Regions from separate parts of the Homo sapiens genome. Here region 1 is linked to region 2. Evidence: chromatin contacts called from ENCODE Hi-C or POLR2A ChIA-PET data. All regions are on one chromosome and are shown on one strand. The core of a region is the stretch at or near the end of the contact, and the rest is flanking DNA. Distances in the headings are between cores, read along the strand shown.

Region 1 (4,669 bases), core at 326-2,825, 110 kb after region 2:
TCATGTGGTCCAGCCCATGTTTCCAGGATTGGAAAGGGAATACATTGAAGTTTGCAGCAAAACCCAGCTCAGTTTGTCCTTTCCACATGCATTTCTTTTAGAAACTCTGCAGGAAGGGGTGGCTAACAGAACTGAATGTTTAGCATCCTGAGTTTTATTTTTTGTTGATGTATAATACATATTCTCAGTTGGGGTGATATTGCCCCCAACAGGGCAAAAACTGGTTCTTGGGGGACAAAAAGAGTCTTACTCTTTTTATGTTTAAAGCGCAGGTGTATGTAGAGCACATATACTGGTATATAGTATATCTATGATATTAAACTTAATAGGGGAACATTTAATGGGGAAAAATATCAAATAAGTTTCATTAGGGGAACCATAATGAAAAGAAGGGTGAGAAACACTGGCTTAAATCATTGTCTGTCTGTCTGTCTCTCTCTTTTTCTTTGTCTCCTTCCTAGGTAGTACAAGGCTGGTTCCAGTGACCTATAATGTCATCACTATCCTACTCTTTGTTCTTTTCTGATCTTCCATCTGCACAATTACCTTGTAGTATTAAGGTGGTTGTTGCAGCTCCACTATCATATATAGCTGACAGGGAGACAAAAGAAGAGGAAGGGTAAAAGTTACACATTAACGAAATCAGAACCTTTTAAAGGAACTCTTCTGATGTCACTCAAAACCTCTAATTACATCTTACTGGGTAGAAGTTAGTCATGTGGACACCCCATTTGCAAGGGAGGCTGGGAAATGCAGATTGATTTGTCTATTAAAGTTGGGCACATTGCCATTCCCAGCAAAATTGGGATTCTGTTAATAAGAAAGGGAAAATAGATATTAGGTAGGCAACCAGTGATCTTTTTACTAGTGCTTTTTGCCATTCGTTTTCCTGGCAGCCAACTTGGGTAAAATATAATCTGTGATTTGGAAAAAGTGAAAGCTAAGTGCCTTTATTTTATGCCAGGACTCATTCATCTGGTGCTTTAAATTCTTGAACAGACTGACTTAGTGCATAAGCAAATAAAATGGATTAAATATTAAGGCATTAAGTTCTTCAGCATGTTTCCTGGTGGGGAGAACACTTAGTATTTGTAAAGTGAGAACTGACTTCTTTGTTCAGTTTATAGATCCCTGACTCAGAAACTTTTGCATTCTAAATGTTTCAGTGGGAACCATTAATTATTGATTATTTAGATTTCATGAAAATATGTTGTTTAGAAATTTTGAATTTTGTGAATAAAAGCAAAATATTGGGATTCTTAAAGATGTCAACAAAAAATAAGTAAAAGCATTGTATTTCCTGCAATTGAATTTGTAGATATGTTTTTCAGATAAAATTATGATGGTATTGAGTACTTCATATTATAGAGTAGCTGACAGCATCAAAATATGATTCTTTGTAAATCTGTAAGTACTAATATTCTTAATATATGCCAATAATTTAGAGAAAAAAAGTAAACTTCAGTAGAAAATTTCCAATTAAATCTGTAGATTTTGGTAAAATTACTTCCTCTAGCGATTAAAATTGCATTGTAATGGTTGGCAAAGTTCCCGGATTTGGGCATGAAAGTACAGAGCTATTTTAATAGCACCATTGTGTTCAGGGTGTGGAACTGGATTCTTGACCTCAGTGCTTCTTGGAGCAGGGGGTGGGCAGTATTTGTGTGATTTGTCTGTCTTTCTCTTCCTATCTCCTTTCTTTTGCCTGTTTCCCTTTCCTTGTTTCTTTTTTTGTTGGATCAGTATATTGAAATATTGTGAGATAGTACTCCTATAGGAATTATTTTGGTGCACAGATTTTTTTTTTAGACAGAGTTTCACTCTGTCACCCAGGCTGAAGTGCAGTGGCATGAACATGGCTCACTGCAGCCTCGACCTCCTGGGTTCAAGCAATCCTCCTGCCTCAGGCTCCCGAGTAGCTGGGACTACAGGCTCAAGCCACCATGCCCAGCTAATTTTTACATTTTTTGTAGAGAAGGGAGTCTTGTCATGTTGCTCAGGCTGGTCTGGAACTCCTAGGCTCAAGTGATCCTCCTGCCTTGGCCTCCCAAAGTATTAAAATTACAGATGTAAGCCACTGTGCATGGCCAGAAAATTGTATTAAATACTTTGAAAATTAAGTTTTAAAAGAGATTTCTCTGTTTTTTGGTTTTTGTTTTTGTTTTGTTTTTTTTGAGATGGAGTTTTGCTCTTGTCGCCCAGGCTGGAGTGCAATGATGCGATCGCGGCTCACCGCAACCTCCGCCTCCTGGGTTCAAGGGATTCTCCTATCTCAGCCTCCCGAGTAGCTGGGATTACAGGCATGCACCACCACGCCTGGCTAATTTTGTATTTTTGGTAGAGATGGGGTTTCTCCATGTTGATCAGGCTTGTCTTGAACTCCCAACCTCAGGTGATCTGCCGGCCTCGGCCTCCCAAAGTGCTGGGATTACAGGCGTGAGCCACCACAGCTGGCTGAGATTTCTCTGTTTTTAAGGAAAAAAATTTTAAAAATATATTGGTTCTGGATTTTTTTTTAAATTTTATTTTCTTCCAATTCTATTCCATGTCATTAGACAGAGTCAATAATATTGGCCCACCTAGTATTCCGTATTTTGTAATTTGGTGAATATATTTGGGTCTTAAATGTTCATAATATCAATTTAAATGACCCCAGCAAATTACTGGTGAGTTGAGAGTCATCTTGCCTATTCTTTTGGTCCATATAATGCCTTGTAGCTGTCTGCCAGTTGTGAATTAGATGTAGGATTGTTTTCTCTCTATGTTATGACTATATGGAACAATGACGAATCTTCTTGAAAGGGTATGTAGAAAGTGTAAAAAATATTTAGTGCCTAGGCACTGAAGGAGGCTCTGAGGGAACACACAAGGGTGAGGGAGCAGACAAGTGTGTGTTGAGAGCTTAGGTAGAGACATGTGGGGGTGGGGGGACCTCGAGAAGACTCCCAGAGAAGATGACATGCAGCTGAGTGTTGAAGATTTAGGGGGATAGGGATGTGCCTAGACACGAAGTCTAAGAGCACAGATGCGCACAGAGACTTACACTAGAGGACAAGGCTTTATTTCTGCTTTGTTTACTGTTATATCTCCAGTGTCTAAGGCTTCATTTAGCTTGTAGTAGACACATAATGCACATTTGTTGAATTAATAGGTTAAATTAATTGTAAGAAGTTCTATGCCTCTGATGTAGGGTTTCACTTGGAGAATGTTCAGAAATAAAATATTTTGTAAGTGATACTAAGATTTGGATTTCATGCTAAAGATCCTGGGGAGTCATTCAGTGATTTAAAGTCTGGTAATGATGTGATAGAACTTACATCACTGTTAAAGTTGGATAGGAGGGTGCTCAAATTAGATGCAGGGAAATTAGTTGTGAGATTAGTGTAGCAGTTTATATGATAGTTGGTGGAAGCTGGAGTGGTGATCCAAATAGACAAGAGAGGGTGAATTTAAGAGATATTAAGATAGAATCAACAGGACATGGTGACCAACTTGGAGCATGAGGATAGAGGTAGAAGGAGGATGGATGATTCCCAGGTGCTAGGCTTGGCGGACATTTATGGATGCTGATGATGTGGATTATGATTGGGAATGAAGGAGGAGAAACATTTGGATAGATTGTAATGAACTGTAGAGATGTTTGGTTCCAGACACCTAGTGGAGATGTTTAAGAGGTTAATATGATTGTAATGAGTTGTAGGGATGTTTAAGAGGTTAATGTGATTGTAATGAGTTGTAGAGATGTTTGGTTCCAGACACCTAGTGGAGATGTTAAGAGTTGTAGAGATGTTTAAGAGGTTAATGTGATTTTGAGTTCTAGTGTTTGGCTACCTCTCTGGTAGCTCGTTTCTATTCTCTCAGTTCCACTTCTTTCAGGTACCCATTAAATGTTGGTATTTCTGAGAGTCCATATTAATCACTTGTTTCCACTCCATTCCTACTCATCTGTTCCTTTGGCTTCAACTTCCTGCTCTGTTGCTCACTGTCAAATTATTGTCTCCAGACAAGACTTTTGTCCTGAGTGCCAACTGTTCAGTCTAACTGCCTACATGTTGTTTCAATCAGATATTCCCCAGGCATGTAAAGATAAATGTGTACAAATAAGGACCACTCATTTTCTTCCCCCATTTCTTTTACAATGTAGAGAAAAATGGTCAAGAGCACAGATGCTAGAGTTAGACTCCCTAGATTTGAGTCCCATATGTCACTTACTAGCTTTGTGACCCTGTGCAAATTATCTGACTTTTTTGTGCCTCTGTTTTCTCATCTGTAAAGTAAGAATAACAATAGTACCTTCCTCATAGGATGTTATGAGATCAAACAAGTTAATGCATATAAAGCAATCAGATTGGTGCTGGCACATGGTAAGCACTATATTAATCAGATCTTCCTTTATTTCCTGTCCTGGTTAGTGATACCATTGTTCAACCAGCTACCCAAACCAGAAATGTGACATTTATCCTAACTCTTCCATATCACTACATCAGAAGGAGATTCATCAGAAGGAGGGGCATCAGAAGGAGATTCCACATCAAAGCAATCATTAAATCCTGCCATTTGTCTTCTTTCCATCTCTACCATTACTGCCTTGGACTTGACATTTATTGTCTTCTTTCTGAATGACATACACCGGCTACTGACTAGTGACTCATCACCCTGTCTTTGATCT
Region 2 (4,761 bases), core at 123-2,622:
GCTGGAAATAATGATTTCCAGCTTTTATTCTCAAAAATAAAGCTTGGATCTCTACCAGTCTTCTGAGGATGCTAATAGACTACCCAGGAAGGAAGAAGGAAATTGTGAGGGTATTTAAAGAAAGTTGTTAGGGGAAATGAAGTTGCTGTTATTTTGGTTAAGGAAGGTTACAATACATTTAATACTACAAAGCATTGCATACAGATTCAACTCATAAGGACTTTATTAAATGATTCTTTTATTCAATAAACATTTGTTGGAGTGCCTACTATGTATCAGGCACCTTTCTATCGCACTAGGAGTACTGTAATGAATAAAGTAATAAATGTCCTTGTTCATAAGCCTTATACTTAATGAAGAAAAATGAAAGGACAGCTTCATTAATGTGTGGCAGGTGCTTTTCGTACGAAGTATGACTGTTATGTAGACTATATTTATTAATTTTTAAGGCTCCTATATTAGCATGTCCTGCAGAGAAAGAAGGCTGAGCCCCCATTGAATGCTATTAATTTGCAGAAGCCTTTAGGTGCAATTTTCAAGTTAAATTTCAGGGGTACCGCTGACTGAATGTTTGCATACCTAGCGCTCTCCTTACCAGAAGAGCTATTTTCTCATGGCTACCACAGCATCTACTTCCCTATAGGAGAATAAATAAGCCCCAGGCCATTTGAAAAATGGACCACAGAAAAATTTCCTACAAAGGGCCCTCTGGATGGGCTAGGCCACTCAACCCATTTTCTAGTTATCACGTGGCAGATCTAGGACTTACCCCAACCCAAGGCTGGTGATGTGACTCTTAAACATTTTGCCTCTCCTGGAATAGCACAGTTATGGTAAGGAAGGCTGGCCAATGAGTTACAAGTATAGACTGGGTTGATTCCAGGTCATTCATTGATGAGAGGGCAGAGCCAGGACTAGCTACATGTCTCTAGGTTTCCAGTTCAGTGCTTGCCACTATGATAACCATCTTGTCTCTTTGAACGCAAAAGTTGAGAACCCTAGCAACATGAAGATGTTAAAATGTAATCTGTTTTGCTATCCAATCAAGATCGATGGACCGAGAATGGTTGTGATGTCCTAGCAGAGTGCTCAGTAGACCCAATAAGTGAAGTAGTTGTGGAAAGGCATTGGTGTGAAAGCTGTGGGTGTTATCAAGACCCAGAGCTGCAGTGGTCTAGCGCCTCAGCCAGAGCAGAGAATTTCCTTTATTGAGACTTAGCTGAGACCTGCACTACACGAAGACCTGGAGGTCACCATGCAGGCACACAGGCACAGGGATGGAAGCTTTCCTCTTTTCCTTCACTCGTTCTCCCTGATCCTTTGTTAAGCTCTAGCCACACACCAAACACTATGCTGGGGCAATGGGGGTACAAACATCAAGAATCTTGTGTTTTGATAAGCCATCAAATTGGATTATGTTGCCAAGGTGATGGCTCTGAGGAGTGAAGGTGGAGAGAAGCAAAGCTAGGCTGACCTCACTCACTTTGCCTGGCTCTTTGGGGGCGTTGCTGGTACAGAGAGCTGCCAGCCTTAGTAAAACCGAAAGCAAAGATGACCAAGCCGTTCAGCCTTTCAAAAATAGTTCCTACACTTTTCTGGTGAGAAAAAGAGTTCCTTAGTCAGGAATTATGATCCTATTAGTTCCTAGTTGTAAAGCATAGTTGTTAAAAGAAAGAGAACTAACATTTACTAAGGACTTACTATGTTAGAGGTACCATAGAAATATCAGGAAATTTTAAAAGCAGCTTTATTGAGGTGTGACTGACATATAACAAACTGCACATGTTTAAATCATACCACTTAATAAGTTTTCATATTTGTATATGCCCATGAAACCATCACCAGAATCCTGATAATGATTAGCCAGGTATGGTGGCACATACCTGTAGTCCCAGCTGCTTGGGAAGCTGAGGTGGGAGGATTGTTTGAGCCACTGGAGTTTAGGCTGCAGTGACCCAAGATGGTGCCACTGCACTCCAGCCTGGGTGACAGAGAGACTCTGCCTCTAAAATATATATATATATGATGAATATATATATGATATGTATATACATGCCCATCACTCCACAAAGTTACCTTATGCTCCTTGTAATTCCTTCATCCCACTTTTCCCACCCCAAGTCTTGTCCTTAGACAACCAGTGGTCGGCTTCCTGTCACTACAAATTTGTTTACATTTTCCAGAATTTTACATTAATGAAATCATATAGTATATACTCTTTTTTGCTTGACTACTTTCCCTCCCTCCCTCCCTTCCTTCCTTTCTTCCTTCCTTCCTCTTTCTCTTTTTCTTTCTTTCCTTTCTCCCCTTCCCTTCCCTTCCTTTCTTTCTCTTTCTTTCTCTCTCTCTTTCTTTCTTTCTTTATTTCTTTCTTTCTTTCAGGCAGAGATTGGTAGGTCTCTCTGGACTTTCAGCTGTGTCTTTACAACTCATGGAGTCTTCTAAGGCTGTATGTCAGTTTTCACTCTTTGGGCCATGACCTGGGAACTCTCTCAAGGCAGGAACTTGTCTCAATCATAGGGCTCATCTCACTTGTTTCCCTTCTCTCAGGGATTATTGTTTTTTATTGCCTGATGTCCAATGTCTTGAAAACCATTGTTTCAGGCTGGACGTGGTGGCTCACGCCTGTGATCCCAGCAATTTGGGAGGCTGAGGCAGGCAGATCACTTGAGATCAGGAGTTCGAGACCAGCCTGGCCAACATGGTGAAACACTGTCTCTACTAAAAATACAAAAATTAGCCAGATGTGGTGGCACTTGTCTGTAATCCCAGCTACTTGGGAGGCTGAGACAGAGAATCACTTGAACCTGGGAGGCAGAGGTTGCAGTGAGCAGTGATGGCACCACTGCACTCCAGCCTGGGCTACAGAATGAGACTCTGTCTCAGGAAAAAAAAAAAAAAAAAAAAAAAGAAACCATTGTTTCATGTATTTTGTCTTGTATCAACTGGGAAAGAAAATGTGGACTCTACTACTCCATCTTTCTTGTAGCAGAAATCACAGCATGTATTTTAATCCTATAGTAACCTCATTTTACAATAAGTATTTTTTATCACTATTTTTTACATGAGATACTATAGCTCAGACAGGTTTAGTTCTAAAGTAACTGAAGGTAAAAGCAGAGTTTAAATCAAGGCGTTTTTCTTTCTGAGGTCTGAGTTCTTTTCACTGTACTAGGTTCATGGGGTCATCTGAAAGGCACTCAGGCTGGGTTTTAGGCCAGTCTCTGACTTCAAAGATCTGTATGATCTTAGTTAAGTCATGTAAATTTTCTATGCCACAGAACCCAAGAGAACTTTGAGTTGCTCTGCCCCAGGGCTACTCTTTAGGCCATGGCTGTCTTTTCTTCCTCTTTTTACAGGCCCCATAATTTCAGCCTGGTTTCCCGTTCTCTTTCAGAAGATAACCCTATTCTATAAAGTTGTTCTCCTTTAAAACTTCTTTTTCCCCCAAGTGCTTAGTGCAGTGCCGGGCATGCAAAAAGGTTCTCAATAAGTGACAGGTGAACGAATAAATAAATGAGTGCATACATAATTGGCTATAGAGTAAGTCAGGTGCAGTCTCCTTCCTTGCCTTCTCCCAACGACCACAGAAGGAGTTCTCAGGCCTCTGCAATCCCTGCATGCCAGTGAAATCCCATTAGCATCAGTGGTCCGTTGTCTGGCCCCACTAGCTCAACCAGGATCTCTAGCTTTGTTGAGACTCCCTCCCCTATGCCCTAACAGTATTTCTGAGTTTATAAGAATTCACAAAGGAAGAACTACCAAGTACATTGAACTGTTGGGGGGAACAAGGCACTAATTATAGCTATGTGAATTGAAGGCAGTACTTTCTTTGTTCTTTTCCTCAAGTCAGAAACCTAAGTCTGAAATTCAGATTGTACTTGTTTTGGACTGTAAATGTTAGCAAGAAAGCCATGAAATTAATAAAAGGACACTTTTCTTTCTAAGACATTTCTGGCATAAATAGCTCCTGCTGACCAGGTGATGAGATGATTCAAAGCCTCTGTTTCTGGCATGCCCAGTCATTGCAAAGAAAGCTGAGCACATTCTTCCTAGGAGGTCCTTTGTAGCCCAGTGGGCTATGGAACAAAGGGGAGGGACCAGATTGAAAAGTTCTGTCCCAATCCCACACACGTGTCTGTATCTTACAAGCATGGTTGCATCTCCATCCGTTGCTTGATTCCACAAAATGGTAAGTCTTAGAGGCTGCCCTTTAGGAAATCCAGGACCCTTCGGAATTCAGTTCAGTTTACCCCCTATTTATGAAGCATTTGCCATGCACTCAGCTTGGTGCTCTTATAGAAGTGGTCTTTGGCTTCCTGTTGGGTGGAGGTCCCACTCCTTAACTCCTCAGTCTGAGGCCAGAACACTCAGAGCTAATACATGGGGGCCTAGAAGGGTCAGCTTTGGAGGGAGATTGATAACCCTGATAGCTTAAGAGCCCCTGTTAGTTTTAGAAGTGCCAAAAAGGTTATCTAGCCTGTCCAACTAACACCTACCTAGGTCTTGAAGATGCTATGGTGGTTATTTAATAGAATGTGATTAGGTAAATCCAGTGAAATGTATAAGTACTTTAATTTGTATTTTTATTTTATTAAAATTCACATGTAAAAGTGGGTGTTTAATGTTTTAGTTATATCTGTATGTTTATCATTTAATCGTTATTATAGTTATTTGAAAGAGATGCTAGCATTTTCTCCATTTACCTCAGATAAGGCAAGGGAAAGTCAAGGGAGGACTTACCAAATACACTAGAAATGA

The links. Hi-C counts contacts between places; a loop is a spot of excess contacts on that map. ChIA-PET counts read pairs that join two places held with the same protein, here RNA polymerase II (POLR2A). Pooled maps may share reads with other maps.
Region 1: a map of posterior cingulate gyrus shows a loop between it and region 2 (2.9-fold over the local background). The contact joins two enhancer-like sites. A Hi-C loop is called at or near these places in 8 of 168 maps with a recorded cell type or tissue (Calu3, K562, PC-3 and 4 more) and 10 of 50 pooled maps. POLR2A ChIA-PET finds 5 or more read pairs at or near these places in 1 of 52 experiments (MCF 10A).

What each region holds. Positions count from the first base shown.
Region 1 is chr1:171,912,001-171,916,669 of GRCh38, forward strand. All of the region lies in intron 1 of DNM3 (dynamin 3), which reads left to right. Among named protein-coding and RNA genes, the nearest start is that of DNM3-IT1, 50 kb to the left of the region's middle. Within about 2 kb of position 1,576, at least 4 of the 41 ENCODE cell types and tissues checked have a DNase peak (open chromatin) inside an H3K27ac peak, as active enhancers do.
Region 2 is chr1:171,804,439-171,809,199 of GRCh38, forward strand. It overlaps the pseudogene RPS15P3. Among named protein-coding and RNA genes, the nearest start is that of METTL13, 25 kb to the left of the region's middle. Within about 2 kb of position 1,373, at least 2 of the 41 ENCODE cell types and tissues checked have a DNase peak (open chromatin) inside an H3K27ac peak, as active enhancers do.